2 separate regions of the Homo sapiens genome follow, and region 2 is linked to region 1. Evidence: chromatin loops called from intact Hi-C (ENCODE). Cell type or tissue: heart right ventricle. All regions are shown on one strand. Each heading gives the region's core, and the rest is flanking DNA. Links, peaks and the distances in the headings are about the cores only.

What was found. Hi-C counts contacts between places; a loop is a spot of excess contacts. Peaks named below come from ENCODE experiments on the same cell type or tissue, not always from the same donor. Only the 100,000 strongest peaks of a DNase experiment are listed, where the experiment ranks them.
Region 2: a loop joins it to region 1, with 3.0 times the contacts of the local background. A loop is called at or near these places in 4 of 110 quality-filtered maps.

The regions. Positions count from the first base shown.
Region 1 is chr4:108,673,431-108,676,248 of GRCh38, forward strand. No RefSeq gene overlaps it. Among named protein-coding and RNA genes, the nearest start is that of OSTC, 24 kb to the left of the region's middle. In heart right ventricle, for the core only: no CTCF peak of the experiment used is centred there; no DNase peak of the experiment used is centred there.
Region 2 is chr4:108,829,499-108,832,316 of GRCh38, forward strand. The region is part of intron 32 of COL25A1 (collagen type XXV alpha 1 chain); the gene reads right to left. Among named protein-coding and RNA genes, the nearest start is that of ETNPPL, 68 kb to the left of the region's middle. In heart right ventricle, for the core only: no CTCF peak of the experiment used is centred there; a DNase peak (open chromatin) is centred at 1,303; H3K27ac peaks cover 806 bases.

The DNA of each region.
Region 1 (2,818 bases), core at 146-2,645:
TGATAGTCCGTAAGATTGGCCTTAAAGCAGCTGTAATACATTTGAAATGATTGAAAAAAGTTAATCTACCTGAGGATAGACAAATAGGTCAGTAAAACAGAGAAGAGTCCAAAAATTGATGCACACATATATGACCCATTGACTTGGTAAAAGTTCCAAGGCAATTCAATGAGGAACAAATAGCTTTTTTTTTTTTTTTTTTTGAGACAGAGTCTCTCTCTGTTGCCCAGGCTGGAGTGCAGTGGCATGATCTCAGCTCACTGCAACCTCTACCTCCTGGGTTCAAGTGATTCTCCTGCCTCAGCCTCCTGAGTAGCTGGGATTACAGGTGCCTGCTACCATGCCCAGCTAATTTTTAGTAGAGATGGGGTTTTGCCATGTTGGCCAGGCTGTTTTCGAACTCCTGACCTCAGGTGACCTGCCCACCTTGGCCTCCCAAATTGCTGGGATTACAGGTGTGAGTCACCGCTCCCGGCAAGAATAGCCTTTTTAACAAATGGTGCTGGGGCAATTGGATAACCATATGCAAAAAAAAAAAAAAAAAAAAAAAAAACTTCAACGCTTACCTCACCATTTACAAAACTTCATGAATGACATGGATCACAGACTTTAATATAAGAGCCTGAATCATAATACTTCTAGAAGAAAACATGGATGAAAAATGTAGTGACCTTGGGCTTGGCAAAGATTTTTAAATATGATACACAAAAGCATAAGCTATAAATGAAAAGAACATCAATCAACTAGACTGGATTAAAATTAAAAACTTTTTCTTTTCAAAAGATACTGTTAAGAAAATTAAAAGGCAAGCCTCAGGCTGTTGGAAGATACTTGCAAAATATATATCTGACGAATGACTTCTATCTAGTTGTATATGGTTGTGGGGGTGAGGTCTGGGGAGAAGAGTGGGAGGTATGAGAGGGAGGAGTGACAAAAGGTCATAAGGAAACTTTTTTGGGTGATGGATATTTTCATTTTATTTTACTTTTTTTTTTTTAAAAAAAATGTAGGCTACCTTGGTAGTTTATGAAGGAAATCAATAGTATTAAAAATTGGATGTAAAAAATGGATACCATCAGAAACCCATGGATGAAGAGAATGGGAAGCTGCTCATTAAGATCAATTGAACAGGATGCCTCAGGGCATCACCAGGGCCCCAGCCCCTTCCAGTAGCTAAAAATGCAAAGAAAAAGATAGAAGAAGGAAGGAAGGAAGGAAGGAAGGAAGGAAGGAAGGAAGGAAGGAAGGAAAGGGAGGGAGGGAGGGAAGGAGGGGAGGGAAGGGAGGGAGGGAGGGAAAGAAGGAAGGAAGGAAGGAAGGATTATAATACTTAAATTATACTTACAAATTATTTTTCCTGAAATAAGAGATTTGAAACTATTTTGAAAGATCATGTAGTAACCGGAAAAACTGACCGAAAACGATGGACTCCAAGATATATCTTAATAAAATTATTTAAAATTTTAAAATACAGGGGATATTATAAACATACGCCAAAGATTATCCCCCCATATGCCAAGCTTTTCATTAACTTGACTAAAGGTTACAAGTATAGTACTAGGATCCTCTCCTGAATGGACACAGGCCCAGCTGCCTTTTAACCGAGAGAGGTTGGGTTCTATCTGTGAGGAGGCACTGAAAACATTACTGGGCTGATCAGTTCCCCTCAGCTGGCTTTCTAGATGACAAAAATTCTTTTTAATTCACATAGTCTACCAGTCTGTGGGACTTGAAAATAGCCAAGGGAATTCTGGGGAGATAAAAAACGGTCTTGTCTTGACACAGCTTATCAAAGAGCAAAACTCTGGGCTCTATTCAGAAAGTATAGTACTCTATAAATTTAGTTATCTAAGTAAAGTTGAGGAACGTGCCTATGAAGTACCATTTCAAGTGAAGACCAGCTATAACTTCGCATATATACTCATTAGTGAATATAGATTTTAAAAATAGGATGCCACATGGCATCTTTTCCTGACTTTATTAACAGTAGTGTTGGAAGTGCTCTTTTGTGAGTCCAGCCCTACATCACCAAGGACATACCTAGCAAGGAAGTGAGGGTAATATTTTTCTATTTAATGTTTCATAATTCTGGCCTTTTAAAATGTCTGACTTGAAGAAAATAAGTCAGTCATATTCAAGATTAATCTATACAACATGTTTGACGGTATTTTAAGTTTATATTTTTAAATTTAATTAATTGGCAAAAATTGTATATTGTATACATTTACAGTGTACAACATGATGTGCATATATATATATATATATATACACACACACACACACACACACACATTGTGGAATGGCTATGCAAGCTAATTAATGTGTGAATTACCTCACATATTTACCTTTTGTTTTGGTGAAAATACTTAAAATCTACTCTCTCAGTAATTTTCAAGTATACAATATATTGTTATTAACTATATTCACCACGATGTTCAATAGATCTCTTGAACTAATTCCTCCCACCTAACTGAAATTTTGTGCTCCTTGACCAACATCTCCCCAATTCTCCTACTCTCTAGCCTCTAGTAACCACGATTTTACTGTTCAACTTTTCTAGATTCCACATTATATGTTCATTATCTTAATTGTGGCATGGTTTCCAGGACAGAGGTCAAACTTATCAGATTGCACATCTTAAATACATGTAGTTTATTATTTTTTTGAGACAAGGTCTCACTCTGTCACCCAAGCTGGGGTGCGGTGGTGTGTTCACGGCTCTCACTGCAGCCTCCATCTTCTGGGCTCAAGTGATCCTCCCACCTCAGCCTCCCAAGTAGCTGGGACTGTAGGTGCGCACCACTACACCTGGCTGATT
Region 2 (2,818 bases), core at 296-2,795, 160 kb after region 1:
TTAAGGGAGGAGCCACATAAACTGGACTATGTCTAGTTTGAAATAACTGAAATAACTCCACAGATTAGGGTGGGTCTAATTGGAAAAATCTCCATAGATTATTTTGATATAACCATTCCCTTCTCACTTGAGAATCTTGGCTTTGTCTTATTCTTAAAACAAATATACTATGGCTTATTTGAATAAAGCTGTCACTAAAACAGCTGTCTGTGAAACTACTCTTCTAGAACAGCCCACCCCCAAAAATTACTTAAGCTATTAACGACAATTCCATTTCTCTTGCCAGTGACTGCCTCAGAAATGGACAGCTGACCCAGTTCTGGCAAATGAGGTGTCAGGGGCATCAGCCGGGAAGCTCTGGGGAAGGTTCCTCTCTGCTCAGGAAGAGACATGAGGTAGTCTCTCTGTTCTCTGCCAGTGTCTCACCAGAGAGGATGCTTGGACCACTGTGCCCAGCTTGTCCGTGGTCAGAAGACAATGCCAACATGTGGAAAAGGGCTCCCAAGCAAAACCTAGAGTCCTCCTTTGAATATTTTCTTATATAAAATAATGTATTTCTTTATTGTGTAAGCCATTTTGAATTTGTCACTTAGAGCCAAAAAGCATTCTAATGATTCGAGCTTGAAAACTTTTAGGAATGAAATATTAACACGGGGATTTGAATGTACAACTCCTTTTCCTGGATTAAGCAATTCCAAAAGTATTTTTCAACCTCTCAAGCTTAACACATTTATAGAGTTCCAAAGCCAAATGAAGAAATCAGCTAAGGTAGGGAGGATCAGATGCTTGCAGAGTGGAATATTGATGCTGTCAATCATACACTTGAAAATGTTTGAATAACATTGGCTGTCAAATGTGTGGTTTCTTTTAGGTTGTTCTAATTTCATTCGGGTTCTTTAATTTGCACATCAACACTGAGGCATTATCCTAGAACACCTCCCTTTGCCGATTCTGACTTCTTTAAAATTTGAAACTTTTTCAGGAGAGTCCAGATGGCGCCTCTATCAATTAACTCTGAGAATCACACTCCAGTTTAGCACTTCCAGTGAGGGGCACTTGGAGAGTACTGATATATGATCCAGTTAAGATAGTTAACATGCTGAGTAAATACAAGAGTAACACTTTACGCTGCACACCATTTGACTGAAACTATGCCTTCAAAATTCTTAGCAATTTCATTTGCTCTTCTGGTTAATTCTGCTCCAGCACTGAGACCTGATACTCTTGTGACATTGTGGAGCTATCGGAAGTAGCAGCTGATTTACCACACGGTAAACCCTCTTGAGCCCCAGGGCATTCTGCCAAAACACTGCCTGAGATTTGCTGCTCCATTTTTAGTACATGGGCTGGGTTTCTTCATACAATGCTTGAAAGCCAATCTGCATCAGCAGCGTTGAGGCTTTTAGCTTTTAAATATTTTTAATTAAGATGATCTTCAGAAGTCATTGGTTTGATCTTAGAAATATGACAATTGCACATTCAGATTACATGTTCCCTTAGAACTCATCTCTTTCTACAAGCATTCTTGGATAAAGCCAATCTTCATCACTGTACAGCTTGTACTATTTGTATTATTTTGGCCTCATTCTCTGGTTATTTCCTTCATGCATTTTTTTTTCTCTGCAATTAGATTGTAAACTCTTCTAGGTCAGGAAGAATAGCTGTTTTTTTTGCAGCATTCAGTATATATTAATAAATATTAATAAAAATATTAATAAAAGACCAAGAGATAATTAATCAATTATAATGGTATTATTCAATGTACTGAAGCAAATTAGCAAAATAGGCTTTACCTAAGTGGGAGGAGAGTTTCCATTTCACACTAGTAATACCATGCTTTGCACATAGTAGCATTTGGTAAATATTTCCTGAATGAATGAGATCACTCTACAGAACACAGAATTATGGAATTGGAAGGTATGTTAAAGAAATGACTACTGGCCCTCTTTTTTTAAAGCAAATTATCTCAGACTGATGAAAATCTATCTAGTTTTTAAAAGACCACAAACTTGCACAGTGAATCATTCCGACATTTTGAAGACTTCACTATTAAAATACTTTCTTTATATCCTCTCCTGGATGGTAGGGAAATTGATGACATAATTCCACTCAGACACACAAAAATAATTCTAAGATTTCCAAGGTGAGGAAAAGAAATAGTGGGAGAAAAACAGAAAGAGAGAGAGGGGGAGAGAGAGAGAGAGAGAGAGAGAGAGAGCGCATGCATGAGAGGGAGAAGAGAGAAGAAAGTTCCAGACAGATGACCATTTATCTTCCATTCTGAATGTCTTTTTTCCCCCAAAAGATATGGAAACATGGCCTAGCAATAGAGAGGTTAGTGAAAGGTTTTCATTTTATAATGCACTGAAATTATTTCCTTATGGTTAAAGAAAAACAGCCTATCCTTTAGCTTTAAAAAAGGGGGAGCATTTGTAACTGTGCAGAAAAGAATACTTAGGTTTCATTATTTCCTTTGGAAAAAAGTTATAACCTGCTCTGAATGAGTACAGTAGCTTTATATAAAAGATTATCAACCAGAATACATACTCCGGAAATTTTAGCTCCATTGACTTCGACTTTCTGGATAAAGGCCAAATGAAAATATCTTCCTTATGGGTGAAGGAAGAATCATCTGAGCTATTTATTTTAGCTATGTAAATGTATGTATTGTTTTTATTAAGGCAGCCGTGTTCTATTTTATGCTCTGTGGTTTTCTTCTCTCAATATTAGGACTCTGAATAGAACTTAGGATGGTATCTCTTTTTATTTAATATTAGATAGCCCTTTATTTCTTCTGAAAAATGAACAGTTAAATTAA